Regions from separate parts of the Homo sapiens genome. Here all the other regions are linked to region 1. A link is a contact called in ENCODE Hi-C or POLR2A ChIA-PET data. All regions are on one chromosome and are shown on one strand. Each heading gives the region's core, a stretch centred on a gene start or an enhancer-like site at or near the end of the contact. The rest is flanking DNA. Distances are from core to core; before and after follow the strand shown.

The links. A loop is a pair of places that touch in the nucleus more often than their neighbours do. ChIA-PET counts read pairs that join two places held with the same protein, here RNA polymerase II (POLR2A). Pooled maps may share reads with other maps.
Region 2: a loop to region 1 is called in a map with no recorded cell type, with 5 times the contacts of the local background. The contact joins the promoter of IL4I1 here to the enhancer-like site in region 1. A Hi-C loop is called at or near these places in 4 of 37 single-sample maps with no recorded cell type and 4 of 50 pooled maps. POLR2A ChIA-PET finds 5 or more read pairs at or near these places in 2 of 52 experiments (GM12878 and activated B cell).
Region 3: a pooled map shows a loop between it and region 1 (3-fold over the local background). The contact joins two enhancer-like sites. A Hi-C loop is called at or near these places in 1 of 37 single-sample maps with no recorded cell type and 7 of 50 pooled maps. POLR2A ChIA-PET finds 5 or more read pairs at or near these places in 3 of 52 experiments (A549, B cell and activated T-cell).

The regions. Positions count from the first base shown.
Region 1 is chr19:50,339,708-50,343,068 of GRCh38, forward strand. All of the region lies in intron 2 of LOC105372437 (a long non-coding RNA gene), which reads left to right. It also overlaps the pseudogene NAPSB. Among named protein-coding and RNA genes, the nearest start is that of KCNC3, 12 kb to the left of the region's middle. RefSeq lists an enhancer at 2,862-3,101. Within about 2 kb of position 1,509, at least 3 of the 41 ENCODE cell types and tissues checked have a DNase peak (open chromatin) inside an H3K27ac peak, as active enhancers do; they include B cell, where a contact is called at or near this core.
Region 2 is chr19:49,895,050-49,898,410 of GRCh38, forward strand. IL4I1 (interleukin 4 induced 1) reads right to left here and starts at 1,838. Exons shown (of 8, transcript NM_152899.2): 1 at 1,786-1,838; 2 at 1,099-1,133; 3 at 766-1,004; 4 at 19-131. The coding sequence starts at 1,111. RefSeq lists enhancers at 324-373, 2,768-2,947.
Region 3 is chr19:50,677,790-50,681,150 of GRCh38, forward strand. The region is part of intron 21 of SHANK1 (SH3 and multiple ankyrin repeat domains 1); the gene reads right to left. Among named protein-coding and RNA genes, the nearest start is that of C19orf81, 30 kb to the left of the region's middle. Within about 2 kb of position 1,707, at least 4 of the 41 ENCODE cell types and tissues checked have a DNase peak (open chromatin) inside an H3K27ac peak, as active enhancers do; they include B cell, where a contact is called at or near this core.

The DNA.
Region 1 (3,361 bases), core at 259-2,758:
GTACTAATACTCTTGCTACTACTATTGCTGGGAGTAATAAACTGCCCTTTGTCTCTGACTTGGGAGTCTTGGGTCTTCTATGAGCAGCCATGAAACTATGGCAAACTAACTTCATAGTTCTTGACGCTCATTAGGAAAATGGACAAAGGACATAAAATTGCAAAAGAAGTACAAATAAATTCTAAATACATGGAAAGATGTCATCAACAGTCATCAAAAAAATACAAATGACAACAGTGAGAAACCTTGTTTCACCATACAGATTGGCAAAGAACTGAGAATACTTATTGTTGATTAGGTTTGCAAATGTGTATCAAATGCTCGAAAATTGTACCCACCATTTAACACAACCCAGAATTTCATCTATAGGAGATCACTGGATGAGTGCACAGAGGTGGGTTTATGAGGCTGTGCCTAATTTTGGAAACTGGAGACAGTCCAATGATGAACTGCCTTTGCAAAAACTATAAGTGAGAAAATTAGGACAGTGAAAGAGATCTGATCTAAACAACCGCTACCTTGCCTTTAACTTCCAAACTGCCTTTGGTCATTCCTGGGCTTAGGCCAAGCTAACTTTGGGAGACAGTTTATAGTTTAAATGGTAATAGTCCATCCCCAAAACTAAACCACCTTTGTAAAGCTAATGAAGTACCACCAGGATAGGAGGATGAGAGGAGCATGAATTCTGCTAAGGTGCAGACATAAATGATTACCAGTCATTATTCCAGAGGTCAAAATATTTGCAGCTTCCCCAATTACTCCTGCAGATTACATCACTACTGTAGAACCTGATTGGCCTTTTGAGACTAAGGGTTTTTGCATTTCTGGTGATGCCACCCAGACCTGCCAACCAGTCCTGTGGCTCCACCCAGAAGCAGACTATTTTCCAGGCCCCTATGAATGATTACATCCTTGACCAATCAGCAGCACCCATTCCCAGGCCTGACAAACTATCCTTGAAAAACCCTGGCCTCCAAATGTTAGGGGAGGCTAATTTGTTGTTTTCATTTTGTTTTTTTATGAGATGGAGTCTCACTCTGTCACCCAGGCTGGAGTACATTGGCATGATCTCAGCTCACTGCAACCTCCACCCCCTGGGTTCAAGTGATTCTCCTCCCTCAGCCTCCTAAGTAGCTGGGATTACAGGCACCAACCACCATACTCAGCTAGTTTTTCTATTTGTAGTAGAGACGGGGTTTCATCATGTTGGCCAGGCTGGTCTTGAACTCCTAACCTCAGGTGATCCACCCGCCTCGGCCTCCCAAAGTGCTGGGATTATAGGCGTGAGCTGCCATGCCCACCTCTGATTTGAGTAATAATAAAACTCTGGTCTCCTGCTCAGCCAGTGGCTCGGCATAAATTAAACTCTTTCTCTATTGCCGCTTTCCTATCTTGATAAATTGGCTGTATCTGGGCAGCAGGCAGAAAGAACCAGCTAGGCGGTTACAGTGGCCAACAATGGGTACAGCTTAGTTCTGCTTTGGAACATACATAGAATGGAACCCCATTTGACCTCTAAGAAGGAGGAAGTAGCTGTCTATACCAGTCATTCTCAAACTTTATTTAGCATGACCCAAAATCACCTACAGCAGTGGTGTTGGGCAAATCTTTGTGTAGAGGCTTTGCAGGCCAGACAGTCTCTGTGGTAACTATTCAAATCTGTCCAGATAGCATGAAAGCAACTGCAGACAACAGATGCTATGGAAATGAATGCGCATGCTGACTCCAGTTTTGTTAGAGACAGGGTCTCACTCTGTTGCCCAGGCTGGAGAGCAATGACACGATTGTGGCTCACTGCAGTCTCAAACTCCTAGGCTCAAAGGTCATCTTGTCTCAGCCTGCCAAGTAGCTGGAATCAGGCATATGCCACCACATCCTAGCTAATTTTTTTTTCATTTTTTGTAGAGATAAGTTCTTGCTAAGTTGCCCAGGCTGGTCTCAAATTCTTGGCCCCAAGCAATTCTGCCTCGGCCCTGCAAAGTGTTGGGGTTACAGGCATGAGCCACTACATCTGGCCTAGATTCCCTTTAGCTTATTTGTAAAAGGGAAATAGCACGCAGGGTTTGACCCTCAGGCTCAGTGTTTGCCAAGCCCAGACTCAGAGGGCTGGTTCAAATTCAGATCTCTTAATTTTTAAGTAGATCTGGGATGGGGCTTGAGAATTTGCATTTCTAACAAGGTCCTGGGCCATGCTAATGCTATTGGTTTTGAGACAACATTCTGAGACTCACTGTTCTTTGCATTGACTTGGAAAATGTCCGTGATATATTAGGTTTGCAAAGCAGATGAATAGGGAATGATGAATTCATTGAACCTTACACCAGCAACATCTATACTCTCAGAGTCCTGGGAGAATTTCAGATTGTAAATCCTTACTTATTCAAAGATCTTACTGAGGTGGGAGGATTACTTGAGGCCAGGAGTTCATGACCAGTCTAGGAAACATAGTGAGACCCCCCATCTCTACAAAAAAAGAAAATCTTAAAAAAAAGCTGGTTAACAAACATAATGTGCAGTAATTTTTAAAATAAATTTTATATTTAATGATTTTTTTGTAGAAAGAGATGGGGTCTCACTATGTTGGCCAGGTTGGTCTTGAACTCTTGGCCTCAAGCAATCCTCCAGGCCTCTGCCTTCCATAGTGCTAGGATTACAGGTGTGAGCCACCATGGCTGGCCTCATGCAGTAATTTTTTTTTTTTTTTTTTTTGAGATGGAGTCTCGCTCTGTTGCCCAGACTGGAGTGCAGTGCCATGATCTTGGCTCACTGCAAGCTCCGCCTCCCAGGTTCACGCCATTCTCCTGCCTCAGCCTCCTGAGTACCTGGGACTACAGGCGCCCACCACCACGCCCGACTAATTTTTTTGTATTTTTAGTAGAGTTGGGGTTTCACCATGTTAGCCAGGATGGTCTCGATCTCCTGACCTTGTGATCTACCTGCCTCGGCCTCCCAAAGAGCTGGGATTACAGGCATAAGGCACCACGCCCAGCCTGCAGTAATATTTTTGTACCCAATTTTAGTCACTCCTTGGAGCATGACACCCTCACTCACACCTTTGCCCTCACCCCTCATGACTCAGTCTTTGAAAGGCACAAGAACGAGAAGTGGGGAAAACACTTTCCGGAAAATACACCCCTCCCCCTGCGAAGAGCCCCAAGGGGTAAGGAGAAGAGAAGAGAAGAGGGGAAGGGAGAAATTGGGGAAGCATCAGAGGTAAGGTAGGGGAGAACTTCTTGGGTGGGGTCCCCAAAACTGGACTTCTTTTTTTTTTGAGACAGGACCTCCCTTGTCGCCCAGGCTAGAGTACAGTAGCTCAATCATAGCTCACTGCAGCCTCAAAACCCTGGGTTCAAATGGTCCT
Region 2 (3,361 bases), core at 588-3,087, 440 kb before region 1:
GGTGGGTTGCTAGGTCACCTGTGAGAGCTGGGCATGCGCATGGCTCCCAGCTCCCCAATCCAGCCCGTGTTCTGGTCCCGGTAGGTGAAGATGCGGCCCCCGATCCTGTTATCTGCCTCCAGGATGGTGACCTGAGGGAGTCCGTGGGGCGAGGAGGGCCCTTCAGCTCCACCCACTGACCATCCCCTGCCCTCTACCACCCCGTGCCAGCCCCCTGCCTTCTTCCATCCCCACAGTGGCCCAGACCCAGACTAGGAGAGGGTCCCCTTCTGTATGGAGGTGGGGGAACAGAACTGAGTGAGCAGTTCCAGACTGCAGGAGGAAGGCTGCCAGCTAGACTGCAAAGGGACTTCCCAGCTCGGGGAGTTCGGAGATGACCCATATGCGTAGAAGCCCCTGGGCTGGCCCATTCTCATTCTCGGATTGCAGTGAGTAGGTCAGTGGTTAGACCTCAGGGCACACATCCCCTTGGTAGAGTTTCCCTCTCCACCAACAGGCGCCCCACCCCAGGACAGAGGAGCTTTGAGCCAGTGAGACTTCCCTCTGGGATGAAAAACGTGGGACAGGAAAGTCTGGGGCCTCTCAGTGGAGACATGTGACAGCAGGGGGCTTGGGCCTCACCCCCAGACTACAGGGAAAGATAGCCTCTCCCCCCACATCCCCACCTCCACCCCCTCAAGGAGGAACGCGGCCGTGTCCCTGTGCCCAGGGACTCCAGCCTGCAGCAGGAGGGACTCCAGGTAGACTGCAAGCAGTGCTTCCCACCTTGTGTCCAGCATCGCTGAGCACCTTGGCGGCCACCAGCCCGGCCACACCAGCGCCAACCACAATCACCCTCTGGGGCTTCAGGGTCCGATTGAGCCCCCAGGTCACCACCTTGAGCAGCTGCTCATAGTCAGGATCCTGCATGCATTTCTCGAAGGGGTCTTGGCTGCGTTCAGCCTTCCAGTCCTGGGAGGCCACCAGGCTGAGGAGGATGGGGACGAGGACGAGGAGGTGCAGGGCTGGGAGGAGGAGGACAGGGTCAACGGGGTTGTGGCAGGTCGGGGGAGAGGGGTTCTACTCACTTGTTCCAGAGCCCCTCCCCTGCTTACTCACCCAATGGGGCCATGACTCTCGGTGGGAGATGGTGTCTGGGGTGGAGGAGAAGGGAGGGCTGTTGTGACTGAGGCCTGTGACCACTGTAGCCTGACTCTGTCTCCCATGGGCTGCCCAGCTGCTAGAGCCGGCCCTCCCCCAGTCACTGTCCTGCTCTCTGGACCTGTGTCCCCTAACCCCATTCCTTCAGAGTCCCCTGGACCGTCCCTGCCTCCCTCCTCACCGGTCTCCACCTCTGCCACAGCTCTCTCGGGTTCCTGTCTCTTTCTCTTCTTTTCCCTCTTTCTTTCCTTTCTTTCTTTTTTTTTTAACAGTCTTTCTCTGCCATCCAGGCTGGAGTGCAGTGGTAAGATCTTGGCTCACTGCAACCTCCGCCTCCCAGGTTCAAGAATCCTCCCACTTCAGCCTCCCAAGTAACTGGGATTACAGACACCCATAACCAAACCTGGCTAATTTTTGTATTTTTAGTAGAGACGGGGTTTCGCCATGTTGGCCAGGCTGGTCTCGAACTCCTGACCTTAGGTGATCCACCCACCTCGGCCTCCCAAAGTGCTGGGATTCCAGGCATGAGCCCCCGCGCCCGGCCTCTTTTCCCTCTTCCTCATCTCCCCAGCTCCTGACTGCTTCTCAGTCCCTATTTCTGTGGGTCCTGTCTCTCTGTCCCCCCACCACTGGCCGTGTCACTACCTCCAGCTCTTGGTGACAGCAGGACAGCGCGGTCCTCTCCACTGCCCTCCACTGTCTCTGCTGTGGCCCTTTCTCTCCCCTTAAACTGGCAGAGCCCCGCCCACCCCTCCTTTTGGGAAACTGGCCGAGGGAAATGAAACTGGTTTCCTGGAGCTGCTCTGGTCCAATGCTCAGAGTCTAGTTGAGGTTGGAGAAAGGGGGTTGGAGGAAGTTAATCAGTCTATTCACTTCCTTTTGCCCCAGATAGTTCTGGGGTGGTTTGGAGGCCAGAAATAGATGCTCAGGTAACCGTGCCAACAACGGGGAATCCCCTTCGGTTTGCCCCCGTCCCTGATCACCAGGCCACTTGTTTCTATCCTCCCCTGCACTCTCTCTGCCTCCTTGATTCCCACGGGGACAGAGGGGCTACAGGTCCCTGGGCCAGGCCAACTTTCCCCTCCAAGTCCCTCTCCGTCAGGTGTCGCCATGTCCTGCAGGGCCCCCCATGGTTCCACTTCCCTCTCCACTTGCCACCCAGAGCCTCAGTCTCCCCCTCCGTTACATGGGTGTAGCAGTGGGGCTGGCAGCCGTGGTCCCGGGGTCAGGACGTGGGCTCTGAGCCCGCCCTCCCCTCTGTGGCTCTCGTCTACAGCTGTCAAATGACGTCTACAGACGTCACAGTGTTTTAGGATCAAGTGAGTGAATCCAGGTTAAGTTCTGTGGCCGGAACCTGGGGTAGTACTGGAAGCTGCTCCTTTGGAAATGCCAGCTGCTGTGGCCGCAGGGGCACTCAGGGGTTCTATGAGTGACCACCCGGCAGAGGGAAGCGCCCAGGCTTCACCCATCCCTGCTTTAAGAACCACCTCAGTGCTCAGGGCAGGGAGTGGGGCGGCACCTTGGAGTGGGTGGGGGTGGAGAAACAATAGCAGGGACTTTCCTTGGGGTGGGGGAGAGGGAGCCAGGGGCTCCGTGAGGAGGAAAACCAGAGGGAGGCAGATTCTCTGCAGCAAGGGTTGGGTGGGGGTTGGAGGGCATTAACAAGAAGGAAGATGGGAAACTCCCGCAGTAAATCAAAGAGGGATGCGGTTATGGCCGGGAGGGGCTGGGGGGTGAATGTGAGTAACAAGGCATGTGACGCAGGGGCGGGAGGCCGTGGCAAAGGGAAATGATCAAAGAGCTGGAGAGTTCAGGGACCGAAAGAGCTTGGGTCAGCAAAAATAGTGACGAGGGCCAGGGGTGGCTCACGCCTATAATCCCAGCACTTTGGGAGGTCGAGGCAGGCGGATCACCTGATGTCAGGAGTTCAAGACCAGCCTGGCCAACATGGCAAAACCTCGTCTCTACTAAAAATATAAAAATTAGCCGGGCATGGTGGCATACGCCTGTAGTCCCAACTACTCAGGAGGCTGGGACAGGAGAATTGCTTGAACCCAAGAGGTGGAGGTTGCAGTGAGCTGAGATCGTGCCACTGCACTCTAGCCTGGGTGACAGAGCCAGACTCCATCTCAAAAAATAAAAAATAAAAATAAAAAATAGTAATGAGGGCCGGGTGCGGAGGCTCACTGCTGTAATCCTAGCACTTTGGGAGGCCGAGGTG
Region 3 (3,361 bases), core at 457-2,956, 340 kb after region 1:
CGCCTGAAGGCATCCCTGCTTTGACGGATTTCCTGCCATGCTGCTCTTCTCTAAGCGCTTCTCAGCCTGCTCAATCCTTCTCCACTTTGCTGAATGTTTTTCTGACCCCCTCCCCCACCTCCTTCAGCCACAGACCAATACTCTGCTTGGCTTTCTGTCCCGTCCTGCAGCTGTGTGGTATCAGAGAGCAGAACCTTGCAAAAGATAAAGGCAGTAGAGAAGTGGCAAGTGGAAGGAGACACTCTTGTGTGAGCCATTTTACCTGCTATTTTTCGTATGTGTCCTCACTGGATCCTCACACCTGTGAGTTAGGGTGGATTATACCCATTTGGATGATAATGAAAGAGGCCGTGGATCAGAGAGAAAAGGTCCTTATCCTAGACCAGCCAGCGAGTAAGGAGGAGATTCAAGATGCATCGGAGAAAAGAGGTCAGAGTGGCTCAAAAACCCTGAGATAAAATGGGAGGGGTACGAAGAGCCAGGAGAAGGGGGTGTGACCAGTCAGGAAGCACACGGGGACTGCTGAGGGGCAGGGCTGGAGAGGACAGCAAGAACAGAGTCCAGGCAGGAGAGGACAGCTGGGAGGAGGGGAGGAAGGCAAGGGAAACACCTGCATGGGGCACGGGGGCAGGTGGTGGGGGCCAGAGGGAGAGGCGAGGGTCAGGTGACAGGTGAGGGTGAAGGTGATGAGGCAGGGATCCGAGTGACAGTGGAGGGGTTGATGTGACAGTGGAAGGGTCAGAGTGACAGGGAAGGGACCAGGGTGATGGGGGAGAGGTCAGGATGACAGGGAAGGGTCAGGGGGACAGTGGAGAGGTCAATGTGACAGAGAAGGGGTCAGGTGACAGAGTAGGAGTCAGAGTGATGGGGAAGGGTGAGGGTGACAGGGTGGGGGTCAGGGTGAGAGAAGAGGTAAAAGAGAGACAGTGGAGGAGTCAAAGGGAAAACGGAGGGGTCAGGGTGATGGGGAAAGGTCAGGGTGATGGGGAGGGGTCAGGGTGATGGGGAGGGGTCAAGATGATGGGGAGGGGTCAGGGTGTGGGGAGGGGTCAGGATGATGGGGAGGGGTCAGGGTGTGGGGAGGGGTCAGGGTGATGGGGAGGGGTCAGGGTGTGGGGAGGGGTCAGGGTGTGGGGAGGGGTCAAGATGATGGGGAGGGGTCAGGGTGATGGGGAGGGGTCAGGGTGTGGGGAGGGGTCAGGGTGTGGGGAGGGGTCAGGGTGATGGGGAGGGGTCAGGGTGATGGGGAGGGGTCAGGGTGATGGGGAGGGGTCAAGATGATGGGGAGGGGTCAGGGTGATGGGGAGGGGTCAGGGTGTGGGGAGGGGTCAGGGTGATGGGGAGGGGTCAGGGTTACAAGCATTACAGGTAAGGGGTGAGGGTGATGGGGGGGTGTCAGTGTGACGGGGAGGGGTCAGGGTTACAGGCAAGGGGTCAGGGTGACGGGAGAGGGCTTAGAGTGGCAGGGAACTGGTTAGAGTGAGGGGGAGGGGTGTCCCCGACAGAGGAGGGTGCAGAGTGACAGACGCCTCGTCAGATTTGCAAGCTGACAAAAGACACTTCAGCACCATGTGGAAGAAGAAGGGACAAAAATGGGTTAGCTTGACATAAGAAGGGTCAGGGTGACAGGAGAGATGTCAGACTGACGGAGGAACCATAACAATCTGATGGGGCATCGCACTGACTCCCCAGGGAGCACCTGAACTCCACCAACCAACGGGAGCATTCGCTCCCGCGCAGAAGGGACAGCCAATCAGAGTGCGCAGCCTTGCATGACGTCACTGGCTGCCGGGCAGACTCCCCTTCAGTCCGCCGCCCAAAGGCCCAGTTCTCCGTCACCTCGTGGTCTGGCGCCTCAGTGGCAGCGCATGTCCTGCCGCTGACCAGTGGCTGGGGAACTCCTGCTAAGGAGGCAGCCCTGAGAGGGGATAGGGGAGAGAATGGACGGGGAGACAACTGAAGAGACAGAGATGGGGGGACAGAGATAGACAGAGACAGAGAGAGGGAGACAAGGAGACACAGAGACAGACGTAGAGAGACAGAAAAAGAGAGACAGAGATAGAGAGACAGAGACAGACAGACAAAGGCAAAGATGGGGAGAGAGACAGAGATGGAGAGACAGAGACAGAGACAAAGGCAGAGATAGGGAGACAGAGATAGAGAGACAGAGAGACAAAGGCAGAGATGGGGAGATAGAGATGGAGAGACAGAGAGACAATGGCAGAGATGAGGAGACAGAGATAGAGAGACAAGGAGAGAGCTAGGGAGACAAGGAGACACAGAGACAGAGATGGAGAGACAGAGACAAAGAGACAAAGACAGATGGGGGAGAGAGGGAGGTGGGGAAACAGGGAGGGATGGGAAGAGAAAGATAGGGAGAGTGAGAGAGGCGAAGAGCGACAGACAGAGATGGGGCCTAGAAGGGGGAGAGACAAGGACTGAGAGATGAGAGGGGAAATGAGAGGGCGATGGGAAGCATGGGAAGCAGGAAGAGCCCAGAGAGGAAGGAGGGAGGGCAGCTCTGACTCAGAGAGGGCCTGCGCAGCCCCAGGAGGGAACCCCAGAAGTGGGGAGTGCAACTGAGAGGGAGCAATGACGTCTCAGACTGAGAGATGAGGGGGCACGAGGGAGCCCTCGGGCATCAGTGGCGGGTGACAAAGACAGTACCAGAGAAAGCCAAAGCCATACCGAGGGGCGGATGGACAGCAGAGCCCTAGGAGGAGACAGCCCAAGAGGTGCCCTGACCTAGGGTGGATCTGCTGGGCTCCGCGCCCCTGCTGTCCCTACCTCCTCTAGGTTATATGCAAAAGTGCATCTTTGGAGAGGGTTGAAATCTCCCAGTTTCCAAGTCCTTAGATAGTGGCATCTTTTTTTTTTTTTCCCCGAGACAGAATCGCACCCTGTCACCCAGGCTGGAGTGCAGTGGCGCGATCTTGGCTCACTGCAACCTCTGCCTCCCAGGTTCAAGCGATTCTCCTGTCCCATGCTCCCGAGTAGCTGGAATAACAGGCGTGCGCCACCACACCCAGCAAATTTTTGTAGTTTTAGTAGCGACGGGGTTTCACCTTGTTGGCCAGGCTGGTCTCAAACTCCTGACCTCAGGTGATCCACCCGCCTTGGCCTCCCAAAGTGCTGGGATTACAGGCGTGAGCCACCACGCCTGGCTGATAGTGGCGTCTTATACAATGCTTTGCTCTTGTTCACTTTTGTGCAGACCTGATCCAAGAAGCCTCGGGGGGTACTGCACCCCCCACCCCACTGCATCTAGACCAGAGGGAAGATGCAGGGTGAAGAGGGGAGAGGAGCCTAAATGAATGGGAAATCGAGACACCGAGAACAAGACCAGACGTCGAGAGAGGCC